Regions from separate parts of the Mus musculus genome. Here region 2 is linked to region 1. A link is a loop called in an ENCODE intact Hi-C map of the cell type or tissue named here. Cell type or tissue: gastrocnemius. All regions are shown on one strand.

Region 1 (8,000 bases):
AATGAGATCTGGTTCCCTCTGCTGGCAGGCAGACATACACACAGGCTGAATGCTGTATGAATAAACAGCATTTCTTTTAAAAAAGACTTAATTTACAAATACAAACGGCATAATCTAATAGGTAGTAATTTGTTAAGAGGTAGCTATCTATCTCTTAAACGTCTGTGAAGAGGAAGATGTGGGGAGCACACTTATCTGTTAACAATTTGAGTGCAGATCTGCAGAACTTAACTCCACTATGCTTTTTATCTATGTATGAATGTTTTGCCTGCATGTATGTATGCGCACCAGTGTCTTCCTGGTCTCCAGAGCCCTTGGATCTCCTGGAACTAGAGCTACTGATGGTTTTAAGATACAATGTGCCGGGCGGTGGTGGTGCACGCCTTTAATCCCAGCACTTGGAAGAGGCAGGTGGATTTCTGAGTTCAAGGCCAGCCTGGTGGTCTACAAAGTTGAGTTCCAGGAAAGCCAGGGCTATACAGAGAAACCCTGTCTCGGAAAAAAAAAAAAGATAGCTGAGTGTTGAGAACAGAATGCAGGTCCCCTTGCAGCACCTCTAACTGCTGAGACCTCTCTCCATGCTCAGATTTGTAATTATGGACTTAAGACAAATAAGCTATAAAGGATATAGAAGCCACATATGCCTATTAGCACATTCAGCTTGCTAGGTTAGGATTTTCTTCTCACATTCTCTGCCTATAACAATAACCCATGCATCAGGTGTGATAGCACACACCTTTGATCCTAGCACTCAGGAGACAGGTATAGTGATCTGTGAGTTGAGGCCACTCCGTGTCTACATAGCAAGTTCCAGGACAGCAAAACCCAGTCTCAAAAAAATAAAAATAACCAACTAAGTAGGACTGCAGAGATGGACCTTGCAGAGATCTGAGCTCAATTCCCAGCACCCATGTTGGGCAGCTCACTGCTATTGTTAACTCCAGGGGATCAAAAAGTCAAAAAGCCTCTTCTGGTTCAGAAGGCACCTGCATACTTTATGCCTCCACACTTAACAGACTTAATTACAAATAAATCTTTAAAGAATATCTAGCCCAGGGGTGGCAATCCATGCCTCTAATCCCAGCACGCAGGAGGCTGAGGCGGGCAGATCTGAGTTTGACACCAACCTGGTCTACTAAGAGTTCCAGGACAGCTAGAACCATACTTTTTTGTCAAAAAAAGAACAAAAAGCCACCAACACCAAAAACCGGTTACGCTTAGACTAGTATCAAGGAGAAAAACAGGAGTCTTGTGAGTTCCACACACCGAGGTCATTAGAAAACTTTTCATGAGTCAAAAATACCCGCAATGGAGATTATAAACTCACAGCTTGCTTTTGCAAAGTAGCTAGTATTTACTGTATACCAACTAGGGTGTATTTTGTTCACTCTTCACAAAGGAAGCTCAGAATGGCTCACACTATCCTCCGAGCAGAGCAGAGTATCTCCAGATACTCCAGACGCAGGCGCTACAATTTGAACATTGGCTTGCGCAAAGCTAAAAAACCCTGGTCCTTCTCAGAGCGTCTTATAAGTATTTTAGGACACAGGCGCCACCGTTAGCCCTCCTAGGGCTTGTTAAACCACCTATCCTCAGCGTTATCTATCTAGTTTCACACATGGTCTGAGCAAATACGACACTGTTCACTAAAGGTTCGCAAATGTGTCAAGGTCGTGGCCCCACAACATTCAACAGAGACATACACGTGGGCCTCGGCAGTCCTTGTTTGCCAGCTTTCCCCAGACCAGGTGACCCAGAAACAATACATTCTGCCTCGGGCACAGTGTTCCTGAATCTGGGGAAATCCGTCTGTATTCTTTTTTTTTTTTTGGGAAAGGCACCGTTACTACCCCGGCGCTAACCTGGGCGGTCTCGGAGGGTGAGTGCAGCCTCTGTCTTTGGTTCTCTGAGTTCAAGGCCTGATTTACAGAGTGAGCCCCAGGTCTGTGAAGAAGTGAAGAAGGAGGTGGAGGAGGAGATGGAAGAGGAGGAAAAGGAAGAAGAAGAGGAAGGGCAGGAGAAAGAGGAAAGAAAGAAAAGGAAGATGGTAGGGCGTGGTGGCGCACGCCTTTAATCCCAGCACTTGGGAGGCAGAGGCAGAGGCAGGCGGATTTCTGACTTCAAGGCCAGACTGGTCTTCAAAGTGAGTTCCCGGACAGCCAAGGCTACACAGAGAAACTAAAGAGGACGAAGAAATTCTGAATATCACAGATATACCGATGGAGCTGGGGGGAAAAGTCATCCTAAGTGAGGTAACCCTGACCCAAAAAGGCAAATACATATGTGAATGTTAGCTTCTAATCCTTCCATAGGCATGCTGCAATCCATTATAACCACAACGGTTAGGTATAGAGTCAGGGATGAGGAAGGGGAGGGAGGACAGGATCTCCCAAGGGAAGGGAAATAGAATATATAGCTATGGAGAAACAAGGGGAGAATGGAGCTGGAGGATTAAATGGGGAGGGGGATGGAGAAGAAAGGTAATGGGAATAGAGACTCAGAAAGTGACAAATAAGCATGCGTCATCCATAAGGGAGCCTGCTACTGTAGAAGCTTCTTAAAACATGTACATGTATGAAAAGAAAGCCTCAGCTAGACACCAGTCACCACCAAGAGAAACCACCAGGGATGGGTGACATCTAAGTGAGTTGTTTGCCAAAAGGGATCCATGGAAACCCCCAAAGAACCCAGTATCCTTTGCTCTCTGCAAACTGATGGCAAGGCCCTGTTGTTAAACATTGATACTGTCATACCTCATTGAATATGGACCAGTTGAGCTAGTGCCTGTCTAGAGCCTTCATCCCTACTGACTAATTTTCATAGTACTGGAAGGTACCCTGTACACCTACTGATATGGGATGTGTGTGTGTGGTATGTGAGTGTGTGCGTGTGCCCGTGCCCCCCACACCGTTAGAGTGAGCATATATGTATGTCTCTTGTGCTTTTTCTTTCTTTCTTTTTATTCTTTCGGTTTTTTTCAAGAGAGTTTTTCTATATAGCCTGGGCTGTCCTGGAATTTACCCTCTAGACCAGGTTAGCCTTGAACTCAGAGATCTGCTTCCCTGTGCCTCCCAAGTATTGGGATTAAAAGTGTGTGCCACCACACCCAGGTTTTGTTTTGTTTTTTTTTTTTTTTGTTTTTTTTTTTTTTGTACAGGGTTTCTCTGTATAGCCCTGGCTGACCTGGAACTCACTTTGTAGACCAGGCTGGTCTCGAACTCAGAAATCCACCTGTCTCTGCCTCCCAAGTGCTGGGATTAAAGGTGTGCGCCACCACTGCCTGGCTCACCCAGCTTTTTTTTTTTTTTTTTTTTTTAATGAGTTTGTATGTGTTTGTGTACGTATCACTTGTGCTTTTTATTTATTTATTTATTTATTTTTTAATTTAATTGCCTGTTTTCTAAAGAAAGCTCAAGAGGACATGGAGTTAGTTGGATGGAGACCTGGAGGAGATGAGGGACGGGAAATGGTAATCAAAGTTTTATTTTTCAGTTTTGGTCATTAATCGATCTGAGGCATCCACACACTAGTCAAGTCACAGCTTCGCGCCTTTGTAAGGAAAGCTGGGCTTGGTATGAGCCCTATTCCACTCCTATCTCAATTGCTTCTCCTTTCTCAGTGTTCTTCGCTGTAGCTCAACTCTGCTCATTTACTTCATGAGGAATTCCCAGCCTGTTTCTCTATTATGATACTATGTGCTTTTCCTAAGTACTTATTACAGTTACAGGTTCATTTTTTTGGTTTTGTAATAAGTCTACATATATATTCTCCCAATAACAAGTTACATGAAGGTATGAACTACGTTTATTTTTGCTAGACAAATAGCTAAAGTATAGCCCCAAAAATCCAACAGTGGGAGGGGGTTCATATCATGTTTCACTAAATGTTGTCAAACTCCCTTCTATATTTTTATGGTTTAATCCATATTTGAACAACTCTCAAGCTTGGTCTTTTTATAGTAGAGGGTTGTGGTCAATACAGTCACAACTGTTCAAAATGAATGAATGACTGACTGAATGCTGAGACACAGAGTAAATATATAAAACCCTTTCGAGTCAATACTCCAAAAGGATCTCGATCAAAAAAGAGGGCGGGGGAGAGTAGTCTGAATTGGGTTATGAGGCCCGGGAGGTGCCTCACCTCAGCCATTGAACTCGCACTGCTGGCCGTGAGTCTGTTCCAAGCTCCGGCGAGGGAGGCATCCGCTCCGGCGAGGGAGGCATCCGCCCCGACTCGGGGCTTCTCCTGCCCAGTCTGCCCAAGCGTAGAGCCCTGCTCTCTGGGAACTCACCTCCCCGCTCGGGGAGAGCCCGGTTAGGGCCGCGGGAGGCCCAAGTCTCAGACCTTCCCAGGGGCCGAAGAGTGACACGCACTCAGCACGTGGCCCCGCTGATGAGCTTCCTCCGCCCACTTTCAGGATGTAGACCGGCCGCCACTATAAGGCTCGAAAGAGGAATAAATTTTTCGTTTAGGGTGATTTCCCACAAAGCACAGCGCGTAATTTGCATGCGCTCTACCCCAGGCTCCTGTGCTAGACAAGAAGCCCGCGCATCCGGGCAAGGGATGATGACGTCGTCCTTCAAGAGCGATGGCGCCGCGGCGGCAGAGATCAGGCTCTGGAAGGCGAGGTGGGAACTCAGTCCGCAGGCTGAATGCTCGGCCCAGTGTCACAGGGAGCCTCTCGCTTTTTCATATTACACTTCAGTCCAAAGAGGCGGGTCACGGATAAGCGCTTACAGTAAAGTGATTAGCTGTAGTCAACCTTTTAAGATACATCCGATTTCAGAAAGTAAAATTCGAATCTTAGAATTGGTGTCTGTAGACCGTATACTGTGTCTGTGGTCTCGGTTTTATATTTCGGGCAACTAAAGTTCAATGAATTTACAGGTTCTAAAGCTCCAAATAGCAACGCTGGCAGCAAGTTGGTCAGTCCAGACCGTTGAACACTTTACTGATGACCATGATGAAGTGGTCTAGTTTGAAGGAAGGTATTAGAGACCAAAGGCTATGAGACCCATGTAATGAACTGTAAAGATCTATGTAAACTTATTTTATCCTATTATTAATATCCCATCAGGATAGCAATTTAGGCAGTATTGCTCAGTGAGTGGTGTGCAAGTTATTAAGAGCATGTTGAATTATTTCTTTAGAAATTATTTAATCTTTATGTATTTTATCTGCATATATATATATATATGCACCATGTATGTGCCTGGAAGTGTTGGACCCCCCGTACTAGAGTTACTGACAGTTGTGGTCTGCCATATGAGAGATGGAACTTAAACCCAGAGCCTCGGGAAGAATCAGGCAGCTCCTTCATCACTGACCCACCTCTCCAGCTACTTTAAGTTCTTTCTTTAAAGGATATTATGAGAGCCTGGTGGGCATGTTGGCTCACACCTTTAATGCTCGCACTTGGGAGGCAGAGGCAGGAGGATCTCTGTGAGGTCCAGGACAGCCAGGGCTATATAGAGACCCTGTCATTTAAAAAGGGGGGTGGGGGGAGGAGGGTTGTCAAGAAGCTGGAGAGTTAGCTCAATGTTAAAAACCACTTGTTAGCCAGGCGTGGTGGCACACGCCTTTAATCCCAGCACTCGGGAGGCAGAGGCAGGCGGACTTCTGAGTTTGAGGCCAGCCTGGTCTACAAAGTGAGCTCCAGGACAGCCAGGGCTATACAGAGAAACCCTGTCTCGAAAAACCAAAAAAAAAAAAAAAAGAAAACAAAACCAAAAAAAAAAAAAAACACTTGTTGCCCTTATAGAGGGTCTGAGTTTGATTCCAAAATCCCACATGGCAAGTCATAACCACCCTCCCAGACCTCCAGGTACACCAGACATCCAGACATGCACGTGGCACACATACATATACAGACAGAACACCCATACACGTAAAAGGAAACAATAACCTTTGGGGGTTTGTTTCTTTGTTTGTTTTGGGTTTTATGTTTGTTAACAGTCAAGGGCAGAGACAACTCTACTGTCTCTGACAGCAACCTTAGTTTTTCAGAGACCTCCACTCAGGCAAACCTAGTATTCTTGCCTTTAAAGTAGAAATGACTTTCAAGAGTATGCAAAATGAACCAAAGTTGGAAGTTTATTACAGGAGATGCCAATATATGTTTTAAGCACAAGGGTTAAAAGAAACGGAATGACTGGGAAGAGAGACGCCACAGAACATGAGTGTGGGCTTCTCAAAGAAGAATCACCCTTCACTGTCTTTAGAATAGACATGTATGTAAGATTTGTGATTTTTGGCTCTTCAAGGAGTTGTTAAAGAATTTAAATGAGATCACAGTTCCTGAGGAGATCTGACAGAATTCCAGAGTCCAAGTCTGGATGATAAGGGATGCAGGGAGTTAGGTTATCAGCATTGTCAACAATGCTCGTGGTCTGTTTAAGACTCCCATAAAATGGGAAAGAAATGAACCAGGCCCATTGTCATATTCATTTAGGCCGACAGCCCAATTCAGTGTCATTTTAACATGAAAATATCTGAAGATCTGCATCAGCAGCCTTCATAGAATGTTAATTGGGCTGAATTTCTTGCTTCTCAACTTCAGAGAGGCTTCATCCTGACTCGGGGATAGGAGGGGCTGCTTTTCCTTTTCATAGCCATCTAATTTTCCTGTGTTTTTATTTTGCTTCAGTGTTGTTTCAGTAAAGTTAGATCATCTTCATAGTGCAGTAATTCTTGGTATATTGTTCTTGCCATAAGTGCTAAATGAAGCCAAGAAAGTTGATAATGGCAACAAAGCAACAGAAGACGACTCTCCTCCTGGCAAGAAGATGCGCACGTGCCAGAGAAAAGGGCCTATGGCTGGAGGGAAGGACGCAGACAGGACAAAAGACAATCGAGGTAATGGGCCAGGGAGGACATGGGACAACTCTTGGGTTTCCAGAAGAATGGGGATAACATTTGTTCCTTCCCTCTTCAGGATCTAATTAATTTCTCTATCACCTGGGCATTCTGCAGTACCAGTCTACTTTGTTGAATATTTTCATAGATTTGAGATGGATTAGAACCCAGGCAGAAGACCTGGACTGCTCGGGAAGGGCAAAGTTAATTATGACAGCTTTGTAGCCAAGACGGCCCTTTTGATTCCCACATCAGTAACGGCAGTGCGTGTTTGTGTTCCCTCAGACTCTGTGAAGACCTTGCTGTTAAAGGGCAAAGCCCCTGTGGACCCAGAGTGTGCAGCCAAGCTGGGAAAGGTAAAAGCACCTGCAATGGAAGGCAGAGTTTTCTTGTCTTATGATGATCCCTGTCTAGAATGTCGGTGGTGCTCAGTTTAAAAATACTTCCGAAAATATTGCTAGTGATGACTTCTCTCCAGAGTTGAGAAGTAGGGGTGATGAGGTTTCAGCTTAGCAGAATATTGAGCCTGGAGAAATGATCCAGTGGTTAAGAGCATTTATTGTTCTTCAAGAGCCATCTGTAACTCCATTTCTAGGAGGTAGGATGCACTCTTCTGACCTCCACAGGACCAGGCGTGCAAGTGGCACACACACACACACACACACACACACACACACACACACACACACACACACAGAGAGAGAGAGAGAGAGAGAGGTAAAACACATGTAAAATTTAAAAATGAATAGATTTACTTTTTAAAAATGTAAAGAAATTCACAGAATATGACATAATTACTACAGGGCCTGCCATTAGCTTTCCTTCTTCACCCAGGAAATGTTAGGATTGTTAAGGGAGAACTGTGTGGGGGTTTGGTTTGGTTTGGTTTGGTTTGGTTTGGTTTGGTTTGGTTTGGAGACAGGGTTTCTCTGTGTGACTCCTGGAACTCACTCCATAGACCAGACTCATCTCAAACTCAGAGATCTGCCTGCCTCTGCAGATCCCTGCATGCTAGGACTACAGGCATGTGTCACCATTGCCCACTTGACAGTGTAATTTTGATTATAGACTACCATGGAATGGCAGGAGTTACTGATGAAGGGGAAAGAGGTTGGAAGGATCTGGAAGCAAGCCTACTTATAAGC
Region 2 (8,000 bases), 280 kb after region 1:
TTGAATTCCACAAATATATGAGACAGACACATCAACAACAACAATAAATAATAAAAGACAAATCTAGTTGGCGGTGGCAAAATGGCTTAGTGCAGCAAGCCATCTTTTTATCTCCAGAACTCACATGGTGAAAGGGCCTCTGACTCCGTGTTCCAGCTGTGGCTGTAGCATTCGATGTGTCCCCCCACACCCCTTAGTAGATAAATGTTTTAGAAATAAAAAATTGTAAAGCCAGGTGTAATGGGGGTGGGGAAGGGAGAGGCAAAGGCAGGAAGATTTCTGTTGAGTTCCAAGACAGCCAGAACTACATAAAGACCCACCTAAAAAGCACTTAGCTCAGCACTCCATTGCCTGAGTGACTCAACTAGTTCAGCACTCTATCGCCTTCATTTCCAGGGCAATCAGGTTTCCCCTTCTGTCTTCCACCTGCACTAGGCATGCAGGTGGTGCACAAACCTACATGTAGACAAAACATCCACACATAAAACAAGCAATTTTAAAAAGTGAAAGTAACCTATTAAAAAGTTAGTTTTTACTACTGACTGATGGAGAACGTGCCTTGCTGTGTGCCCCTGGCTGGCCTTGATCTCAGGTTCCTTAGAGCTAAGATCCTACGGCCAGATTTACCAGTAGAAGCTACTACTCCCAGTTTAACTTTTATTATCTTGTTTTATTTGTCTTTGTAATGCTGGAAATTGAACCCAAGACTTTGCCGTTCCAGAAAGAGCGCTGCTATACTCGCAGACTTACTTAATATGATCTTACCATGACCTTAGTTCATGGACTGTAAACACAGATATAGTGTGTACTCAACAATGCCTGAATGTGCTCCATGCATTTCTTAGTTAGGGTTTTACTGCTGTGGACAGACACCATGACCAAGGCCGGAAATAGAACTTTTTTTTTGTTTTTTGTTTGTTTGTTTTTGTTTTGTTTTGTTTTTCCGAGACAGGGTTTCTCTGTAGAGCCCTGGCTGTCCTGGAATTCACTTTGTAGACCATGTTGTCCTCGAACTCAGAAATCCACCTGCTTCTGCCTCCCAAGTGCTGGGATTAAAGGCATGCACCACCGCACCCGGCTGCAAACATGTACACCCACCAAGGGCAACTCTTATAAGAACATTTAACTGGGGCTGGCTTACAGGTCAGAGGTTCAGTACATTATCATCAAGGTGGGAGCAGGGAGGCATGGTGTAGGAGGAGCTGAGAGATCTACATCTGAGTGCTGCTAGAAAAATAATGACTTCCAGGCAGCTAGGACAAGGATCTTAAAACCCATGCCCACAGTGACAGGCCTACTCCAGCAAGGCCACACCTACTCCAACAGGGCTACACCTTCTTATAGTGCCACTCCCTGGGCTGAGCACATACAAACCACCACACTGCACCTCCTGTTTCTCCCGCCCAGACCCTGACACTGCTGCACCTCTGTCTTTTCCAGATATACTGGAAATGAAGATTTCTTCCCCTCCTTTTCTTGGATATTTTCTTTATTTATATTTCAAATGTTATCCCCTTTCCTGTTTCCCCTCTGCAAACCCTCCATATCCCCTCCCCACCTCCCCCTGCTTCTATGAGGGTGCTCCCCCTCCCACCTACTCCTACCTCCCTGCCCTGGCATTCCCCTACACCAGGGCATCGAGCCTTCATAGGACCAAGGGCCTCTCCTCCCATGGATGCCCGACAAGGCCATTCTCTGCTATATATTTGGTTGGAGCCATGGGTCCCTCCATGTGCACTCTTTGGTTGGTGGTTTAGTTCCTGGGCACTCGTGGGGGGGGGGGGGTCTGGTTGGTTGATATTGTTGTTCTTCCTATGGGGTTGCAAACCCTTTCAGATTTTTCAGTCCTTTTTCCAACTCCTCCATTGAGGACCCCGTGCTCAGTGCAATGAATGGTTGGCTCTGTATTTGTCAGGCTCTGTCAGAGCCTTTCAGGAGACAGCTATATCAGACTCCTGTCAGCAAGCACTTCTTGGCATCTGCAATAGAGTCTGGGTTTGGTTACTGTATATGGGATGGGTCCCCATGTGGGGCAGTGTCTGGATGGCCTTTACTTCAGTCACTGCTCCACACTTTGTCTCTGTATTTCCTCCTTTGAGTGTTTTGTTCCCCCTTCTAAGAAGGACCAAAGCATCCACACTTTGGCCTTTCTACTTCTTGATCTTCATGTGGTCTGTGAATTGTATCTTGGGTATTCCGAGCTTTTGGGCTCCTATCCACTTATCAGTAAGTGTCTACCATGTGTGTTCTTTTGTAATTGGGTTATCTCACTCAGGATGGTATCTTTTAGTTCCTTCCATTCGCCTAAGAATTTTATGAAGTCATTGTTTTTAATAGCTGAGTAGTACTCCATTGTGTAAATGTACCACATTTTCTGTATTCCGTTTCTCTGTTGAAGGAGAAGATTCCCCCCCCCCCCCACAAGTAGCAAGGTATGATAGTGAATCACCTCTCCTTTCTGTCCACCACATTCAAAGGAAGCCTTTCCCTGTCTCTTAGTCTTTCCTTTGTAGCCCCTGGCTATCACAGCTTCGTGCTTACATGGCTCTCGTCTCCTGACTCTAGTTTCTCCTCCCTTCAGTTGCATTCCATGCTTGGTGAATTTCCATTTTCTATTTTCAAAAGAGTCTAATGCCATTCCTGTAACCTAGCCTGTCTCATCTCTTGTCAGTTTGAGGAGGGTGGACCAACAACTTTCTAACTGTATAGCTCTCAATGTTTTGCTATTCCTTGGCCTTTACTCATCATTTTTGTCTACCAAGAATCTTCCAACCCTCGGATTGGACAGATCTCAGCCTTCTCTAACCTGAGACTCAGCCTCCCTTTCTCAGGGCCCTCCAAATTGTTTACTTGCAAGTTACACTGGGTGCGCTTGCTTTTCATTCCGGTTTCATGACACTGAAAGAATTTCTCCCCAGAAACCTATGACAATGACTTCAGATCAGATTCCAACTCCAGTTTGGAGAACTGGCTCAGTATTTAAGGTTTTTTTTTTTTTTTTTTTTTTTTTTTTTTTCCCAAAGAGCGTCATCCCAACAACTTACAATAACTGTAAGAAAATCTGGCGCCCTTTTATGACAGCCACGGACACCAGGCACCCTCGTGATGCACAAAAAAAAAAAAAAAAAAAAAAAAAAAAAGTAAAACAAATAAATAAATACACCCCCCCCCAAATAAAAACAGAAACAAAACAAAACAAAACAAAAAACCCGAGGGGGAAAATAAAATAGTCAGCGAAGTACATTAATTTAAAAAACGAACGAACAAACAAAACACCAAACGGAATCCCTATCTAGCTTCTAGTGTAGAGCCTAGCACAGAAAGGCAATTCGGAGAATTTGGAGTCTCCTGAGTGAAGGAACGCATTAAATGGAAAACTGGGAGTTTCTTGTTCTGGCATTGAGAGGAAGGTATCTGTTAAGAGGTGTGTGGCAGAAGTCTGGAGTCAAGGACAAAAACCAGAGTGAGGCAGGCTTCTTCCCCTGCGCTGGATTTCTGTTCCGGATTTCACTGAAGGACATGCAGGTGGTGGTGGTGGTGAGGGGGCGGTCATATTTCTTCAAATCTAGGATAGTAGTGATTCCTGTCAGAATCCTCTACTATACCATTCCCAGTGAGCCCAGACTGAATTCCAACACCGGATAAGAAATGGACTAAAATATAATTTTAGTTTGCTTGTTTTCTAACGCCCCCAAAAAACCAGCAACCGAATCCTTTTCTAAGAAAGAGAGAAACTGTGATCTGTGTGGCCCTATAGCTCAGGGGTTAGAGCACTGGTCTTGTAAACCAGGGGTCGCGAGTTCAAATCTCGCTGGGGCCTGAGTCTACCTAGACTTTTGAGCACAGGATTTTCTGGCAGTCTGTCGCTAAACTTCCAAAAACGTCGTTGGCTTTTTGTTCCAGTGCAATCCCACACCCCTGCGCGCTCTGCACTCTGAGAAAGGGGGGCAGCCTGCTATGCGCACGGAGATCGGACGAAGGGAAAGTTGATCCCTTACAAAAGTTGGGCAGAAAGAAGTAGGACTGGCCCCCTCGTGCTGTACGGGGAGGCTACAGGTACAGGAGCCAGAGGCCTGGGAATCCAGATACTTCACTGTCTCGCGCAGGAAATAAAGCACCGCAGTTGTCGTGAGACCTTGGTCACTAAACCATGGAATGGACTCAAAACGGCTGTGGCTATGACTTCCAGTAAAAAGAATGGCCTTTCTCCAAGGAGAGCTTCTTTATTGATAAGTGCTGAGGTTAAACCTGGGATCTCACCCAGGCTAACCACAGTTCAAGCCACGCCTCCAGCCCCTGGGTTTCTTAGCTGTGGTGGCATCTCACGCCTCCCACCTGCAGAGTGTCGCGCGGTTCGGGTGCATAGCGCTTGTTTTCGGATCTCTGGTGCCCGCTTCACCGCATGCGTGCTCCCACCCGGAGGCGGGCATCCTTAAAGCTCTGGCGTTGTCTGGAGGACAGGACGGCGATCCCGGCAGGGTGTCCGAGTAGAGCTCCACATACCCAAAGCCACAAGTAGGGCCGAGTCGGCTAAATGGTTTCCTACCTACTGAAAACCACTTTCGAAAGAGCACTGCTTGTGCTTCCCTTCGATAGCTCAGCTGGTAGAGCGGAGGACTGTAGTTACATTCGTTGCAGCCATCCTTAGGTCGCTGGTTCGATTCCGGCTCGAAGGAGTAGCCTGTCTTTTGGGCTCTCAACCCCTGAGATAAGCTGGCTCTTTGTTCAGTGTTTGGTTGATCATTGCTCGTCCTCACTAACATTAGCAATCTCTCTTTCCCGAAAGTGGTTTGCTCAATCACTATACCTATCTCTAATTGAACAGTTACCAAAAGGAAAATGAGTCTTGGAGTTTGGTTTCTGGCTCCCTCCTTGTTTAATTTTAGTTTCCGAGTCTACCGTGCCGCCCCTTATCCGAAGTCCAGACATCAAAGACTCGCAAGGTACATAACCTTGGGCTTGTTTGTGTACATTTTTTTTTTTTTTTTTTTTTTTTTTTTTTTTAGCGCTCTGATGGCCAGCAGGGACCTTGATTTGCCGAACGTTAAAACCTCTGACCCCGGTGATCGCCCCACTAACTGGCAAAGTGACGCTTTATTTATTTAGGTATTTTATGTAGCATTTGACGTGAGTTGTTGACGAGGCTGGAGGAGTATAAAGTTCAGACGGATGAAGTACTTTAAACAAGGGAAGTGAGATTGAAAACGCAGTTCTTACTCAGGAAAACTGCGAAGGTCTACAGAATATCGGAATAATAGCAAACTTATCTGCCACCAGCCTACCAGGCTACCCGCAGCCTCCTTCTGCCCCCAATATTTTGTTGTGCCTCCTTCTTGCCTGCCTACATGTAAGATTTTGTGGCTGCAGAGGTGGTCGCAAGTATGTGGAACACGCCCTGCGCTTGTCGGAGACTCAGGACTCCGCTGCCCTGCATTTGGGCTCCACTCGAAGAGCGCAGCGCCAACTCGGCTCGCTCCAGTTCCTTCTGGAGTTAGCGATCACGCAGGCCTGTGACTTGAAATCTGAAAGGCTGCATCCTCTGATCCCATTCTGAACCTTGAGTTATTCGGGAAGTGGATAGAGAATAAGAAGGGATAGGTCAGGAATTAATGGATGGGACTTGACAAAACTGGGTGGAAATAACAATGAAAGAAAATTTCTCCGAAACCGGAAACCGCTGGAACCACTTGGTGCCCTGCTGTGTTAAAACATGCTAGATTGATGAGCAAGCTGAGCTACCACATGGCTCGTTGGTCTAGGGGTATGATTCTCGCTTTGGGTGCGAGAGGTCCCGGGTTCAAATCCCGGACGAGCCCTGTACTTTTTACATCGTTCTTTTTTAGTAACTGATAGACAAAATGTTCACCACTCTACAAACTTTCTAGTGCATTGTCAGACCTACAAAAAGGAGCGGCACCACATGATATACAACAGAAGGGTAGCACCAAATTTCTAGATTCCTGAAGCTCCCCAGGGGAGAACCTTCCAGGGGAGAACCTTCCAGGGTCTTCCTGACAGTCATGGACGTCCTCGAGAAATCAACCAGTCCGATTTCTGTACAGAAACCCACCTTGTCTGCTTGGAAGTTAGAGTTACTGTTTTGGGTTTTGCAGGCAGACCCAATGGGGAGGGGCATCCTTGGAAGAATGGGGTGCGGTCCCAGCCACCGAGGCTGGAACGCCCACCCTCCACTCCTCTGCACCCCGCCCCAATCTGTTTGCGTGGCCAGGCAACGCCGACCTCACCCATATCGGGGACGAGATTCCAAAGGAAATTTCATTCTTCTATTCGCCATCCCAACAGGAAGGAAGGAGTGAGAAACAAAGCTGCCGCCTCCAGTTCCGGGTCCAGGTGGGTTTCTACTTCTGTCCCTCCAGGTTTGGCTTTGGAAGTCCCTTCCTACTAAGGACAGTTGTGGGGCTCCTGGGAGATGACTTCTCGACTTCTCAGGTCTGACTGCGGGGCTGAGGTGTGGTGGGGCTCAACGCTGTTTCCACAGTTAGCTTTTCGCATCTTGCCAGAGTCCAGCGTGGATGTCCATTGTCTAGAACCAGGGCTCATAGGGGACCGCAGAATCCGCGAAGGGAGGAATTCCAAGAAGCCCGCGTTTGCTCAGATAAGGAAAAATTTTGAGAGTTCCTAGGTTGATATCAGATTTGTTATGCAAGTCTGTCAAGGTTGTGCAAGGATAAGTGGTGTTTTCGTTTTTGTATTTCCTGTCTCCCTCCCTTAACTCATGTTTAAGTGTGTTGTGAAACCATTGGAGACCGGTCAACAGCATCCTCTGTGCCTTCTTACTGAACAGTTGGGATCCGCTATGTCTGAGACAGCACATCAAACCATGCCAGCGCAACGATGGAGCATCTTTATTTCGGATGGAGGATAGTAGAAACCTTGTCCTTTTATTGGGACATCTTCAGTGGGCCAGTCCTTCGGTCTGTGATGGCAGGAATCTCATAGCCAGTCCATACATGCAGTCGTTAGAAACTTCAGTTAGCAGACAAGTCTGAACAGCCTCTGGCAAACTCCAAAAAAGCTGCCTTGGCTATTCATAAACGAGCACCACCCAGCTCTGAGCCAGTTAGTGTTGCTAGTTGCAGCGGTTTCATTTCAAGAAATAATATAATGATAAAACAATCAGATGTTTTAGAGAGTTATGGAAATAATCAGTGTTAAGTAATTTTCAATACTGCTTTAAACATGAGTTTTGATTTTTCTAGAAATCATAAAAGTTGTGTCATGCATTGGAAAGCTTCCATTCACAGGGACACCAAATGCTCCTTCGTCAGTTAATGTCCCTTTCTTTGTTCTTCAGTTCCCTCTTCCTTACAGTGAAGGTTGAGAGATCATCTCATTTCGATCTCATGGGGCAGTGGGACCTCAGTCACATGATTCAGAGAAGGTGGAGTTGAAGCTTAGTTAAACAGGGGTGATTAGAAAACGTGAACTAGCTACAGTTCGAGATCAGGCCTGGGGGAGTCATCAGTTTGACAACGGCTTAGCTTGTCGGGGTTCGTGGTTCCCCCTCACCCCTGTTTTTTCTGCACCCCACAAAACGCCATAGAGCTGTCCACTGGAGGCATTCTTAGTGTGACTTCAAGCATGGATTAAAAAGTGTACTGATGCAGGCTGGTAAAACATGTCTTGAGATCTTCCATTGTGTACACATTTGAGTATAGAGCACTATATGTAAGCAGTTACTTTCAGAGTGGCTGCAAGCAGAGCCCAGTATGTTGGGAAGTAATGTTTAATTTGTATCGTGTTTGGAAATGTCCGATGTCATCAGGTCTTTGTTTCCATTCTCCCTGACCCAGGGGAGCCCCCACTCCTCAGGGGGCCCTCTGGTGAGCTTTCCTTTTCTAGTTGTTACTTCGTTACTGACTGAGTAGTATGTTAGCAGTGTAAAGGAATTTTTAGTGTCCCCGTGCCTTCTACTCTATAATGAGCCCTAAGGACAGAATCAAACATACACACTCTGTATAAAGAGAGGAATGTGCCAA

Evidence for each region. Hi-C counts contacts between places; a loop is a spot of excess contacts. Peaks named below come from ENCODE experiments on the same cell type or tissue, not always from the same donor. Only the 100,000 strongest peaks of a DNase experiment are listed, where the experiment ranks them.
Region 2: it touches region 1 in a loop (5-fold over the local background); 21 of 42 quality-filtered maps call a loop at or near these places.

What each region holds. Positions count from the first base shown.
Region 1 is chr14:50,803,360-50,811,359 of GRCm38, forward strand. It overlaps Parp2 (poly (ADP-ribose) polymerase family, member 2), which reads left to right and starts at 4,557. Exons shown (of 16, transcript NM_009632.3): 1 at 4,557-4,628; 2 at 6,715-6,855; 3 at 7,141-7,211. The coding sequence starts at 4,589. It also overlaps Rpph1. In gastrocnemius, a CTCF peak has its summit at 22 (motif pointing left); a DNase peak (open chromatin) is centred at 4,411; H3K4me3 peaks cover 1,960 bases; H3K27ac peaks cover 1,691 bases.
Region 2 is chr14:51,084,903-51,092,902 of GRCm38, forward strand. It overlaps n-TTtgt1 (a tRNA gene), which reads left to right and starts at 3,748; the gene lies at 3,748-3,820. It overlaps n-TYgta10 (a tRNA gene), which reads left to right and starts at 4,587; the gene lies at 4,587-4,676. It overlaps n-TPtgg5 (a tRNA gene), which reads left to right and starts at 5,745; the gene lies at 5,745-5,816. It also overlaps a transcript of Rnase4 not described here and a transcript of Ang not described here. In gastrocnemius, no CTCF peak of the experiment used is centred here; DNase peaks (open chromatin) are centred at 3,802, 4,612, 5,461, 5,736 and 3 more places; H3K4me3 peaks cover 5,158 bases; H3K27ac peaks cover 4,820 bases.